Linked DNA regions of Homo sapiens: all the other regions are linked to region 2. A link is a contact called in ENCODE Hi-C or POLR2A ChIA-PET data. All regions are on one chromosome and are shown on one strand. Each heading gives the region's core, a stretch centred on a gene start or an enhancer-like site at or near the end of the contact. The rest is flanking DNA. Distances are from core to core; before and after follow the strand shown.

Evidence for each region. Hi-C counts contacts between places; a loop is a spot of excess contacts on that map. ChIA-PET counts read pairs that join two places held with the same protein, here RNA polymerase II (POLR2A). Pooled maps may share reads with other maps.
Region 1: a pooled map shows a loop between it and region 2 (6-fold over the local background). The contact joins the enhancer-like site here to the promoter of EIF3D in region 2. A Hi-C loop is called at or near these places in 5 of 50 pooled maps. POLR2A ChIA-PET finds 5 or more read pairs at or near these places in 3 of 52 experiments (A673, activated B cell and activated CD4-positive, alpha-beta T cell).
Region 3: a pooled map shows a loop between it and region 2 (10-fold over the local background). The contact joins the promoter of IL2RB here to the promoter of EIF3D in region 2. A Hi-C loop is called at or near these places in 4 of 37 single-sample maps with no recorded cell type and 7 of 50 pooled maps. POLR2A ChIA-PET finds 5 or more read pairs at or near these places in 2 of 52 experiments (HEK293 and activated CD8-positive, alpha-beta memory T cell).
Region 4: a pooled map shows a loop between it and region 2 (5-fold over the local background). The contact joins the enhancer-like site here to the promoter of EIF3D in region 2. A Hi-C loop is called at or near these places in 1 of 37 single-sample maps with no recorded cell type and 5 of 50 pooled maps. POLR2A ChIA-PET finds 5 or more read pairs at or near these places in 2 of 52 experiments (both activated CD4-positive, alpha-beta T cell).
Region 5: a pooled map shows a loop between it and region 2 (13-fold over the local background). The contact joins the enhancer-like site here to the promoter of EIF3D in region 2. A Hi-C loop is called at or near these places in 1 of 37 single-sample maps with no recorded cell type and 9 of 50 pooled maps. POLR2A ChIA-PET finds 5 or more read pairs at or near these places in 3 of 52 experiments (T-cell, activated T-cell and activated naive CD4-positive, alpha-beta T cell).

What each region holds. Positions count from the first base shown.
Region 1 is chr22:37,078,640-37,081,339 of GRCh38, forward strand. The region is part of intron 10 of TMPRSS6 (transmembrane serine protease 6); the gene reads right to left. Among named protein-coding and RNA genes, the nearest start is that of KCTD17, 28 kb to the left of the region's middle. RefSeq lists an enhancer at 1,742-2,700. Within about 2 kb of position 1,397, at least 5 of the 41 ENCODE cell types and tissues checked have a DNase peak (open chromatin) inside an H3K27ac peak, as active enhancers do.
Region 2 is chr22:36,527,835-36,530,534 of GRCh38, forward strand. It overlaps EIF3D (eukaryotic translation initiation factor 3 subunit D), which reads right to left and starts at 1,332. Exons shown (of 15, transcript NM_003753.4): 1 at 1,242-1,332. RefSeq lists enhancers at 843-892, 1,203-1,602.
Region 3 is chr22:37,148,649-37,151,348 of GRCh38, forward strand. IL2RB (interleukin 2 receptor subunit beta) reads right to left here and starts at 1,268. Exons shown (of 10, transcript NM_000878.5): 1 at 1,177-1,268. RefSeq lists a promoter at 1,178-2,133 and enhancers at 1,308-1,330, 1,413-1,444, 1,527-1,638.
Region 4 is chr22:37,223,491-37,226,190 of GRCh38, forward strand. It overlaps RAC2 (Rac family small GTPase 2), which reads right to left. Exons shown (of 7, transcript NM_002872.5): 7 at 1,780-2,549. Among named protein-coding and RNA genes, the nearest start is that of SSTR3, 12 kb to the left of the region's middle. Within about 2 kb of position 1,451, at least 5 of the 41 ENCODE cell types and tissues checked have a DNase peak (open chromatin) inside an H3K27ac peak, as active enhancers do.
Region 5 is chr22:37,120,992-37,123,691 of GRCh38, forward strand. No RefSeq gene overlaps it. Among named protein-coding and RNA genes, the nearest start is that of TMPRSS6, 13 kb to the left of the region's middle. Within about 2 kb of position 1,345, at least 6 of the 41 ENCODE cell types and tissues checked have a DNase peak (open chromatin) inside an H3K27ac peak, as active enhancers do.

The DNA.
Region 1 (2,700 bases), core at 147-2,646, 550 kb after region 2:
TAATTTCACATAATAATCCAGATTCCTGCTCCTTTAGAAGGAGAAGAGGAAGAGGAAGAGGAAGAGGAAGGAGGAGGCGGAGGAGAAGAAGAAGAAAAGATGAAGAGGAAGAAAGGAGAAAGAGAATGAGGAGAAGGAGGAGGAGAAGAAGAAGGAGGAGGAGGAAGAGGAGAAGGAGAAGAAGAAGAAAGAGGAGGAGGAGAAGGAAGAGAAGGAGAAGAAGGAGAAGAGGAAGGGAGAAGAAGGGAAAAGGAGAATAAGGAAGAAGAAAGAAGAAAGAGAAAGAAGAGGAAGAAGGAGAAGGAGAAGGAGAAAAAGAGAAAGAAAGAAAGAAAAAGAAAGAAAGAAAGAAAGAAAGAAAGAAAGAAAGAAAGAAAGAGAAAGAGAGAAAGAAAGAAAAGCCCCGAAAACACCACTGGACTACCCTACCCCCCATCATAGACTCTAGCCCTGGCCTGGCCCCTTGGCCCATCTGAGTTTTCTGTTTCTGCTGCAGAACTCTCTGGGGGAGGGTGCACATTCTCTGGCTCTCCAGTGCCTCCCGTCCAACAAGTGCTCCCCTCTAGCCCTCTCCAAGAAGCACCAGAAGCCTGACTGCTGCGATGCCTGCCAGTTCATCTTGGCTACAAAGTACTGAGTGTCTGAAGGCACATTTTTGCACCGTGTGGCCTGCCTTGCTTCCTCACCTCTCTGGATATGGGGAATATTTCCTTCTTGCCTCATCCAGGAGGTAGACAGGGACCCTGTCAGGATGTACTGCCTGGAGGGATAGATGCATGGATGGATGGATGGATGGATGGAAGGGTGGGGAGAACACAAGAAGGAAGAAGGAAAGAAGGGTGCGTGGGTGGATGAATGCACACCCCCGTGCCCTTACCTACAGACAGATTAAAGGGGAAGGAGGGTCACAGAAGGCAAGTGCTGAAGAGGGGAGGAGAGCAGCACCTGGCATTGCCAGAGCTCTAGACCTGGGGCTGCAGAGCTGAATTGGCAGCCTGGCTTTGCCCCAGGAACAAGCTGTGTGACCTTGGGTCACCCTCAGCAAGCTTTAGTTTTCACATTTGTAAAACAGGGGTGATCGTATCTCCCTTGTGGCATGGTTTAAGGCATGCATAGGAAATGACTTCTTTGAAGCACTTGCTGACGTCAGGCTGTGAGCTCATGGAGGAAGCAGCTTGCACTCTCCTGCACGGCCAGCCCAGCTCAGGTCAGCCACACTGAAGTTCCTACTAAGTGTCTGTGGCTGCCGCCTGTGCTGGCCACTAGCGCTCCGGAGAACACAAGGGCCACCCCATAGCCAGGCCAGGCCGGGTCGGGGGTGGCTCCAGCTGGCCTAGGGAACCCATGGTTCTGCCTGTCCCCACTGGCTGGGAGTGAGTGGAAATGGTGGGGCGAATCACAAGAGAAGTGATGTCACAGGAGAGGAAGCTGGCAGGAGGCAGGTTCCCGGAAAGGGGGAAGCCCGTGCTTCGGTGGCAGCCCGTGAGAGTGGCTTCTGCGAAATGGAGCAGCCATGGCCAGATCTCACGGGCCAAGTCCCTCTACCACCCCCAGGCCACTCAAGGGCCTGAGGCCTCAGCTGGGCTCAAGTGGGCACCGGGAGAAGCTAGGTAGAAAGCAGGCAGGTCAGGGGTGAAGGAGGCACCACAGTCTCAGAGGAGTCAGGTGAAGTGCCTAAGGATGCTTAGTCCATGGGGGGCCCACCAGGCCAGCCTTTCCTCATCACTACGCTGGCACTTGAGGGTTAAGATACCCTCTCCCCTGACCCGCCCTCTCCATCAATGGGCATTCTGGGCCAAAGGGCTGTACCTCCCCCTCCCTAAAGTGCCTTGTCTGAAAATCTGCTCTTCCCTAGACCTCTCATGTCTTTGCCACCCACACAAGCAGATTTCCAACAAATGCTCATTCTAAGAATTTCTCAGCATCTACATGGGATGATCACTATCGCCCATGATCATAACTAGAGGGCACAGTGGCCCAGTGCGGATGGTTTGCAGGCGCCACCTCTGCCTTCCCTTCCACATTCATTCACACAGGAGGAGTCTGCGGGGAGGGGACAAGAGTCTGCCCCTGGGGACCCTGGACCCTTAATGAAAGTCTGAGAAGAAAGGGCTGGGACTTCCCAGGCCGCTCTGGAACTGGTGGGACAGCCACAGAAACTGTCGATCCCCCCACCCAGATGCCAGTGGGTTGGCTGGGGATGCCTTGGCTGAGGGAGTCACCAGCTGGCATGGGCCGCTAGAGGCTCAGAGGGAAGAATCGCACACGTGGACCACACACACATGCACGTACACGTGCACAGACATGCATGGATGTACGCACGCACACAGACATGCATCTGTGCACCCACGTGCACTCCAGATCAGGCTGCCTGGCCTTAACTCTGGCTCAAAGAGCTGGGTGACTTTGTGCAAATTACTTCATCTCTCTGTGTCTTGGGTGTCTCACTGGTCTGTGAAGGCAGTACAGGCACCTGCTTCCTCGCTGGGTTGTTGAGGCTGAAAGAGCCAGCACCATAAACCCCTCAGCTTGTGCCTGCCCAGAGCAGAGTGAGAGCCGGTGATGAACGCAGGTTTGTTGCACTTGACCTAAGCCCGCGTGTGCAATGTTCTCCACGCGTTGTCTCACTTAGTCTTCCCAGGGTGGGGGTCTCTTTCACGCCCTTTTTTCAGATGAGTTACCTGAGGTTGGGAGATGTAA
Region 2 (2,700 bases), core at 82-2,581:
AGGCTGGAGAGCAATCAAAAGAACAGGTATGCTGAACTTAGTAAACTCTCCTCAAAGCCCCATGCTGGGGAGATTGAGGCTTCCTTCAGAGATGACATTTGGGTGACAGCAACACAGGATGAACCTAGAAGTTTCATCTTTCTAATAGAAACTATAGGAAGAGGACAGAAGAAAAAGGGTGGTGGTCTCAGAACAATTTGTATTAAATAAATATTGCTGAGCTCCTACGTGTTAGGCCCTATACCAGATAATTTAACACCATTGACCACCCCCCCACCCCTACTTTAGAGGCAAAAATTTGAAGCTCAGCCTACTCAAGCAGCTGACCTCATCATTTCAAAACAGATTTGATTTCCAGGGTTGCCTGCTGTCAGTCCAGCCTTCTTTCCATTATATTACAGCTGGGCAGCAGCCCGCAAAGATCAGGGGTTTGAGACCGTACATCATAATACCAAGACAACGAGTCTCAAAACACACTTTAAAAAATCGGGTTCTGTCAGAAGCTCAAGAAGGGAAGAGGCCCGAGGCTCGACCTGCATCACCTCCCTGGAAAGCCAGGGATGAGATACCCTGGCTTTAATAAATGTTTTTTTTTTTAAGAGCAGAGCGGAACCAGGAGGAGAAACTGAGCCGCTCAGCAAAAACGAAGTAACAGCTGTACTAGTCACAGGGGCAGGATAGGGAGGTTCCAAGAGGGCACTCAGAAGGGGCTCTGTGGTTGGCAGGCCACTACAGATCATAAGCCGTCCATCGCTGAACAGGGGGTGGGGTAGATTTAAGATCAGAGATCAAATCTACTTCTCTATCCTAGCCTCCAGTTTCACAAAAAAGGAAAGATAACCTATGCACTGTGAATTCCTAAGAACAGGGGCCAAACACCGCTCAGCCTGGTACCCCTAAGACCTCACTCAAAAAGTCAGGGAGTTTTCGGCCACTTCAGAAAGACTTTGTTGTTACCCCTCCGTCTTAACCCAGGTGAGTTAAGTGACAATCAAATTCACCCAGCTCATGGGCACTGAGCAGGGCCGAGGGCCAAGGACCTCACCCACAAGGTCGTGTCCCGCGTTCAGTAGCGTGCGGGACGCGGGGCCCCCGAAAGTGGATTCCTGCCCCGCCCAGCGGAGGGACGGCAACAGCAGGAAGGGACTAAGAGAGGTCTCTTCCGGGAGGCCCCCCGAAGGCTGGACCTAGTCCGAACCGGCTCCGGAGGGCCGCAGGAACCTATGAAACACGCCGCTCACCTGCAATGGCCTCGGCCGGCCGGGATGGCAACAGATGGTGCGTGCCGGGGACCGCGTTAGCAGCAGCACTCTTGAGAAACCAGGAAAAGAGGAAACATGCGCGCGCAGCGGGCGCCGCCGTAAACACGACCGGCGCTGTCGTAAACTGCTCTCCCGCTTCCTCTGGGTTGGGCGGAAGAACTCACGAGCCGTAAAGCGAAGGTCCACCCGGAAATCCGTTACTGCGTTTCGCCAGGCGTCCTCATTAGCCTCCGAGGCGCCGAGACGCGAGAGGTGTGATTGGCACTACGTCAGGCGGTATCCGGGGACGCCCAAAGAGGGCGTTCATCACTGAAACTTGGCGGCCGCGCAATCGAAGCTCGAGGCGGGGAGCGACTGGCGCCCTTCTGTGTCCCACAATGCTTCGCGGCGCGCCTCAGCCCCCATGTATCCCACCGTCACCCGCGACTCCCCGCCTGTTCTACCTGCCTGCTTAATGTGAAACTCAGCGCAGGGGAGGTCCGTCGGTGTCTTAGGCGGTCCTTATTGTTACTCCTCCGCCTTTATAGTTGTGGAAACTGAGGCTCAGAAGTGCCAAGTGACCTGCCTAGATCAGACTGTTAGTTTAGGGTTCTAACCGCCAGAGTTCAAACCATACTTCCGCAGTTCTCAAACTTAATTGTAGGACAGGGATTTCTGGAACAGTGTTTTTATTTATTTTTATTTATTTTTTGAGACAGGGTTTCGCTCTGTCGCCCAGGCTGAAATGTAGTGGCAGGATCACGGCTTATTGCACCCTCGACTTCTCAGGTACAAGCGATCCTCCCAGTTCAGCCTCCCGAGTCGTTGGTGTACACAGGCACGCACAACCACGCCTGCCTAATTTTTGTATTTTTGGTAGAGATGGGGTTTTGCTATGTTGCTCAGGCTGGTCTCAAACTCCTGAGCTCAACAGTCCACCCACTGGGGCTAGGGTTACAGGCATGAGTCACCGTACCCGGCCAGCTAATGATTTTTAAAAATTTTGTAGAGACAGCGTCTCACTATGTTGCCCGGGCTGGTCTTTAACTCCTGGTCTAAAGTGGTCCTCTCGCCTCAGCGTGCGGAGCAGCTGAGGCTACAGGTGCATGCCACCATGCCTGGCTAATTTTTTTTTTTAGACGGAGTCTTGCTCTGTCTTCCAGGCTGGAGTGGAGTGCAGTGGCGCTATCTCAGTTCACTGCAACCTCCGCATCCCAGGTTCAGGTGATTCTCCTGCTTCAGTCTCCCGAGTAGCTGGGATTGCAGGCGTGTACCAACATGCCCGGCTAATTTTCCTTTTAGTAGAGACGGGGTTTCACCTTGCTGACCAGGCTGGTCTCGAACTCCTGACCTCAGGTGATCTACCCACCTCGGCCTCCCAAAGTGCTAGGATTACAGGCGTGAGCCACTGCGTCCGGCTGCCTGGCTAATTAAAAAAAAAAAAAAAAACTTCTGTGGA
Region 3 (2,700 bases), core at 18-2,517, 620 kb after region 2:
TGCCCTGAGCGCTCGGGGGTAGTTCAGCTTTTAGCCCTCCCTACAGCCCCATGAGGAGGCTCTAGTATGCCTCCTTTTTGCCAAATGAGGAGACTAAGAAACGGGTCAACCTCTCACCCAGGCGAGAAGGGCATAGAGCTGGGATTTGAACCTGGTCAGGTGCAGTTCGGGGCCCCTGCTGCCATCAGGGGTATATGGTGGCTGGGGCAGGGTGGTAAAGCAGGAGCTCGGGAGCCCATGGTTCATCCAACTTGACCTCTGAACTCAATGGGGCCTATGTCCCCTCGTCCTCTCTGGCCACCTCCACCTGCCACCCCCCTGCTCCCATACACAGTGCTTGTCTCTTGCTATTTAACTTCAGGGGCTTCTCCAGCTGGGTGCGGGACCCTGGCTGTGGGGGAAGGAAGGGGACCCTTGGGGATAGCTCAGCTCCTCACTCCACCTCCCTCCCCCGAGGTGCTACAAACACAGTTAAGAGTGGGAGGCTTCGGCCCCCAGGAGAGGAGAGAGCATGAGCTCCAGGCAGCCCCAAAGATAGGGTCCCATCCCCAATGTCCGGAGATGCTTCTGACCTGTCCAGTCATGCAGCCAAGGGAGGGACAAACCCAGACTCAAACCCAGGGCTCTGCCTCCAGCCTGGGGCTCCCAGAGGCCTCGCAGCAACTTCACTTCATAGATGGCTCTCCAAGGGGACCCTTCTGTCCCCACTTACTCCACAAGCCTCCTGATGAGCACGCAACACAGGGCTGCCTCCCCCGGTATATGGGCCCCACTCCACAGAGGTCAGGAGGGGGCTCCCGCCTGTCCCACCCCATATCCCGTACCCTCTCCGGGCACCCAGGCTATCCACCCATCCCTTCTCCACCTCTCCGGGTTGGGGGCCCAGCACACAGAGCCCAGGGAAGCCCCTCATCCCACAGCAGTCCCTAGCCTCCCCTGAATGGGTTGGGAAGGAGAGCTGACCTGGGACTGGGGACCGCTTTTTCCTCCAGCCAGGAGCCATGAGAGCTGGGCCCAACCCCTCCCTAGGGGAATTCTAAGACAAAGTTGGGGGATGGGAGTTCAGGCAGAAACTGCTGGGGGAACTGAGTCAGAGCTGAAAGTCTTCTCTGTGACTTTCACTCCCAGCCCTCTGGCTGGTCCACAGGGGCCGGGAGGGAGGCAGGGGGACATCACCTGGCTGAGACATGGGGCGGTGGCAGCGCGCGCTCTCCAGTCCTCCCCGGTGCTGGGACCGTGGCCATCTCTCCAGGGCCCTGCTGAGCTCTGGCTGCTGGGGCCGCAAAGACTAAAAGCCCAGAGCCAGCCCACTTCCTGTGCAGAGGATAGAGGGGCAAGGCCTGGGGTGGAGAGGCGGGGAGACGAGGCTTATGAGAAAGCCTGAAACTCCTCAAGCACCCAGGGCCAGATAAAGATCTGCCTCCTACGCTGGGGGCGGCACACACACACACACACACACACACACACACACACACACACACAGACACACATTGTCAAATAGGGGCCTAGCTGCACACAGGAGCCAAGGGAACGCAGGCCCTCCCTCTCTCCCCTCCTACATCACCCCCACGCCAACTCACACAGGCTACCCAACACCTCTGACGCCTCCATCCGGTCACACACATACCCACTAATACGTAGGCTTCACACAAGCAGGTCCCTCTAGGTGACCCCAGCGTCTCACCCTCCTCCCAGCCTGCAACACACCATCTTTCCGAGACTCCCATTTCACCCAGCCTTCCAGGAAGCCCCTTACTCCGTTTAGCATTCAGAGATGACTGTTTTTTTTAGTTTTTAATTTTGTGGGCATGTGGTAGGTGTCTATATTCATGAGGCACATGAGCTATTTTGATACAGGCATACAATGTATAATAATCACATCAGGGTAAATGGGGTATCCATCACCTCAAGTATTTATCCTTTCTTTGTGTTAAAATCCAAGTATACTCTTTTAGTTATTTTTAAATGTACAATAAATTATTGTTGACTAAAGTCACCCTGTTATGCTATCAAATACTAGATCTTATTCATTCGATCTAATTCTGTTTTCGTACCCAACAACAATCCCCACCCCTCCAACCCCCACTGCCCTTCCCATCTCCATCACTGCCCTTCCCATTTCCATGAATTCAATTGTTTTAATTTTTAGCTCCCACAAATAAGTGAGAACATGTGAGCTTTGTCTTTTTGTGCCTGGCCTGTTTCACTTAACATAATGACCTCCAGTTTCAAACATGTGGTTGCAAAGACAGGATCTCATTCTTTTTCATGGCTGAATAGTACTCCATTGCATATATGTACCACATTTTCTTTATTCATTCATCTGTTGATGGGCACTTAGGTTGCTTCCAAATCCTGGGTATTGTGAACAGTGCTGCAACAAATGTGGGAATGCAGATGTCTCTTCCATATACTGATTTCCTTTCTTCTGGGTATATACTCAGCAGTGGGATTGCTGGATCATATAGTAGTTCTATTTTTAGTGTTTTGAGGACTCTTCAAACTGTTCTTTATAGTGGTTGTACTAATTTACATTCCCACCAACAGTGTACGAGAGTTCCCTTTTCTCCCCACCCTCACCAGCATTCATTATTGCCTGCCTTTTGGATAAAAGTCATTTTAACTGAGGTGAGATAATATCTCATTGTAGTTTTGACATGCATTTCTCTGATGATCAATGATGTTGAGCACCTTTTCATA
Region 4 (2,700 bases), core at 201-2,700, 700 kb after region 2:
TTAGCAAGGAGGATGGGAACAGAGGGAGAGGGTGGGAAAGGACAGCATCTGCCTTGTCAATTTGAGCCAAACCTGTGCCCTCCCGCATCCTCATCTCCTCTTCTGCAAACCGTGGCTAAGAGTACCTATCTTGGAAGGCTATTAGAACATTAAATGAGATAATATGTGCATGGGAGCCAAGACAATGAGTAAAGGAAGTTATTTACTGACATTATTATCATATAGAAGCAAAGATTGTCTCTACTGGGGTCGACCTAACGGGCTGAACACACATGGAAGGAGATCCGGGCCCACCTTTGCCCTGCAGGGAAGTTCCAGGAGCAAAGGAAAGGGGTCCAGTATGTTCAAAGGCCTGGAATGAAAGAAGCATGAATGTGGAGTGGAAGAAATGACAGTCCAGTCTGATGGTAGAGGCACGAGTGCAATAAGAGTGGGAGGCAGAGGATGGCCAGACCTTCAGGGCCATGGTTTGTTGCGGAGGCTCTGGAGTTTATCCCAAGGCTCTGTGAAGAGGAGGGATCAGAAAGAGGCTCCCTCAGACTCTGGCCAACCTCAGGGGGTGCCTCAGGGATCTTAGACATCGAACATACTAGGGAGTGGGGTCCTGGCCGCCTGCATCTGTATGGTGCCATGGATGGGTGGGGTTTAGTATTTCCTTTCTGTTTCAGAAGAGAAGTAACTTTGAAAACATCATGACTTTGAGCTGAAACTAAGAAAAGCAAAGGGGTTTCCCCTCTGCACCTAATCCCTTTTAAGGGGGGCTCCCAGGAGGTGAGTGAGCTGGAGGGGGTCCTGCCTCAGAACATGGGGACTAATGGGGATAGTGGGGTTGGCTGGGAGCTCTGGGAAAGCACAATGTGGAAACTCAAGCATTTCATGGGCTGGAAATTGGGGTCTTCTGGGTTGTCAGGGGCAGCCTCTTAGATCTCTTAGCCTCTCTAGAGTGTCAGCCTCCTGAGGGCAGGGACTTCTGAGCACTGCTGGATCCCTGGCACCTAGAACAGTGCCAGGCACAGAAGAGGTGCTCAATAAATGTGTGTTTGATGAATGAGTGAGAAGTTGAGATAGAGGAGAGTAATTGTCCGCAGGAGGGGGAGGTCTGGCACCTCCACAGAACTTAGCAAGTCCTGAGGTGGGACTGACTGTGCAGGCACTGTTGTGCCCATGTCGGAACTTCTTAAATCCTCACAACAACCCCGCCTCTCTTTTAAAGAAACTCCCCTTTGCTTATCACCTTCGGGGTCCAGCATTGTTTCATTTCACTGCTGAAATGAACACTTTCCCATGACCTCCAGTAGTGGAGGTTGAGGGTTTCTCGCCCAAATTCCCAAATTCCCGCCAGGCTCTCAGCCCACTTTGGAACTCACCCTCCCCCCCAGTACACACGCTTTCGCTGGGGTTGCCGCAGTTCTGTTCCAGCATGGCATATGGTCCATGCCTGGCCAGTCAGAGCACAGCACTGCACCACTCTGACAAATATGATTGGTTAAAAGGGGGCCCAGGACCTAAGCTGGTCCAATCACAGTAAATCTTAGTTAGAACTTTGCCTGGGATAGACATTTGCTCTTTTTGGCTGAACTTGAACTTGGAAGGATGAGGCCCTGAACTTGAACTTGGAAGGATGAAACCCTGAACTTGAACTTGGGAGGATGAAGCCCTAAGTCGCCTGCCTGAGAATGAACCAGCCAGCAGAAGGCAGAGCCCAGAGCTAAACAAGCCTCGATGACATCATTTGAATACCTTGATCAAGCTGCACCTGAAATCACGATATCTCCAAACTTGAATCAATAAATTTATTTTCTGCTTAAGCAGGTTGAGTTGGGTTTTCTATTTGCAATAGCAAAAGTCCTGACTGGCAAGGTTTAAAAGTTTGAAGACTCTCACAGGTAAGTGCAGCTCAGGATCCTGTGAGTGCAGCAGAAAGTCTTAAGAAATGGCAGGGGCTGGTTGAACCCAGATTTTCCATTGGCTGAGCAGATATCCCCAGAGGCGTAGAAAATTAAATTTGTTTTATGTTGTTCCAAAAGAGGAGAACTGAGGCCAGAGGAGCACACTTCTGAGACACTCATTTTTGCTGGGTAGAGGAACTCTCTGGCAAGCAGGACCATCGATATTAGAGCAGCTGGCCTCAGGAGGGAGTAAGAGCCCCATCCCTGAAGGTACACAAGTTGTGGCAGCAACCATCTGGCCTGCAGTTTCCAGAGGGGAGTCAGGCGTGGGGTGGGACTGGAGTGAACGGGTAGATGCTTCCACATGCGGCAGTTGGCACTGACGGCAGGAACACGGGGGTGGCTTAATGGGTCCTGGGGCTCCCCTCTGGCCCTCAGGAAGGCAGGAGCATGAGGGGCTTGGGATGCAGCACCTGCAAATTTGCACGTTCCTGGCCTCAGGAGGCCTCCAGTACAGAAAAGACCATCAACGAAGCTCTGCAGCCATCTGCTAAGAAACGCCACAGGGAGGGGACAGCATGGCCAGCCGGGGTGCCATCAGGCTTTGGGTGGGGATCCTGGAGGATCAGACCCATCTAGGTGGGAGCGCTGGGGTGCAACCTGGAAGGAAGATAAGCAGGGAAAGAGAATTTGGGGACATGCAGAATCCACAGCTCTCGCCTTCCTGGCTCACAGCTCATTCCCACCTCCAGGTCTTTGCTCAAGGTTTGACTCCCACCAGGACTGCCAATGCTGCTCTCCCCACCTCACC
Region 5 (2,700 bases), core at 95-2,594, 590 kb after region 2:
GCAGGTGTCCAGCTCATCCCCTGCCCCAAACAGCCATCACCAACACAGCAACAGAGTATCCAAAAGGCCAGCCAGCAAGTCAGCAGCTTCCACATCTCTGGCCCCTGGCTGCCCTGGTCACAGCCCTGTCTCTGTCTGTCTCTCCCACGGCTAGCTCTTCTCTCCTAAGTACTTTACATTAACTTACTTCTTTTTTTGTAACAGGGCCTCACTCTGTTGCCCAGGCTGGAGTGCAGTGGCACGATCAATGCTCACTGCAGCCTCAATCTCCTATGCTCAAGGGATCTTCCCACCTCGGCCTCCCTAGTAGCTAGGACTACACGTATGTACCACCATGCCCGGCTAATTTTCTGTATATATTTTTTGTAGACACAGGGTCTCACCATGTTAGCCAGGCTGGTCTTGGACTCCTGGGCTCAAGGGATCCTCCCACCTGGACCTCCCTAAGTGCTGGATTACAGGTGCAAGCCACAGCACCCTGCCACATTCAATTATTTCTTTCATCCTCACAACAGTCCTGGTATTGTCCCCTTTTACAGATGAGAAAACTGAGGCACGGAGAAGCTTAGGTATTTGTCCAAAGTCACAGCTGATAGGCAGCAGGGCCAGTACTTAACCCAGGCTGCGGGGCTCCAGAGTGAGGGGGCCAGTACTTAACCCGGCTGCGGGGCTCCAGAGTGAGGGGGCCAGTACTTAACCCGGCTGCGGGGCTCCAGAGTTAAGGCTATAACCACTATGCCACACTGCCCCAAGGTGTCCACAAAGGCTGAAAGTGTAGAATGAAGGGGGCTTTGCTCGCTGCTGGATCCCCAACACCGTGACTTGCAGGTACTAGGCCCTCCTAAATGTCTGTTGAATGAATAAATGAATGAATGAACAATTCCTTCCTCTTCTAAGAACCATCCTCAAGCAGCTATCCAAAACTACCTGAACTCTGGCTCAGCCTCTCTTGCTAAAGCCCCGCACGGCATTCCACAATTCCTCCCCAGGTTAGAAGACTCCACCAGAGTGTTCACTGGCACCATTTCCTGATCAAGGCTTGTGCTCACAGGACCGGGTTGATTTTCTTCCACACCGAAGGAGGGCTGTGATCAGCTGGTCTACTTGTATGTGTCCTCCAGAGTCACTCCCTCCCAGACAAGGTTGGAGACTCTTTGTGGACAGAGCAGTAGCCGGCCTCCTCTCTGTGGCCAGTGCCCAGCATGAGGCCAGGTAAATAGAGGAATGGGAGATGAGACATTGTCTGCCAGCTCTGCTCCTCCCTCCGTCTGCATCCTGGCTTCCTGGAATCGTAGACTGGGCACTCCCCCCTCCACTACCCGACCTGCGTCTCTCACCACTCAGCGCTTCCTGCCTCACTTTCTGCCAGGCTCTGTGATGGGAGCCTCGAGTGTGTCATAGCCCTGGTGGTGGAAAATGTCTCTAAGCAAGTCAGCCTAGGGGATGTCCCAGGCCTGTCACAGGTGCTGGTGGTGAGCTCAAATTTAATCAACACTCCCTCCCCCACTACCAAACGCACTGTGTGGCCCGGGACACGGCACCGCCATCCCCTCAGGGCCTCTGGGCCTCTACTGAGGAACAAGACTTAGAACCTCTGTCATTCCTATCTTGGTAGGTCACTGTGTGTTTGTGTGGGATACCAGGGGTGCACACCCTTTAGAAGCTGTAAGAAGCTGTGCCATGTGGGTGCTAAATATTGCCTGGGTTCAACTTGCTCCACTACATTCTAGCTGTGTGATCATGGGTAAGTCACTTGGCCACTCTGAGCCATAGGCTCAGCTATAAAATGGGCTAAGAATAGTACCTCCCTCATGGCATTTGCTTAAGGATCCAGTGAGTTAAGGATGCTTCCAGAGAGTGGAAGGATCAATGTGCTTATAACAGAGTCTGACGCATCTAAGTGCTCAATACATGCAGTTCTCGAAGACTTTGAAGGACCGAGAACATTCCACAGTGGCTCTCACAGATCCTTGACCCCAAAGCTGTCCCTCCCCCACTGCCTGTTGATAAAGCCCAAATTGTCAAATAGTGGCTGCTAATCTGCAAGAACAATTCCTCTCTCTTCCAAGCACCATCCTCAATCAACTATAACCAAAACTAGCTGAGTTCCAGTTGAGCCCCCTTGCTAAAGCTCCACCCAACATTCCACCCTCCTTCCCCAATTAGAAGGTCCTTTCAGAGTCTTCTTGTGCCTGGCTTTTCTGACTAAAGTCTTGAGCTAACGGGGCTCTACCTGATGTTCTTCCAAAGCTATTAGTATCACCCTTAGATCCCCAGAATCTAGCCCAGGCTCTGACCCACGGCACAACAGTTGGTTATAACAGAGGTAGCTCAGGAGGGGGACAGTAGGAGGAAGTAATCTACTCTACTTGGGGGCAAATCAGAGGGCCTGCCAGAAGCAGAGATGCTTGAGTGGGGTTCTGAGGGATGCATAGGAACCTGAGGGTAGATAGCTTGGGTGGCAGGGCAGGGCTACTTCAAACCCAGGGATCAGCAGGTGCCAAGCAAATGAGTCAGTTGCAATCCCTACTCTCATCCCCACCCCCCAACCCCAGCGTGAACTCTTGATGTAAAATACATGTAGCCCAGGCCTTAAGCCATATTCCATGTGGCACCTGGAACCACAGAATGTCAGGGCTAGGAGAGCACTTAGAAATCATCCAATCTGCCTGCCCAATTCACAGATGGGGCAACTGAGGC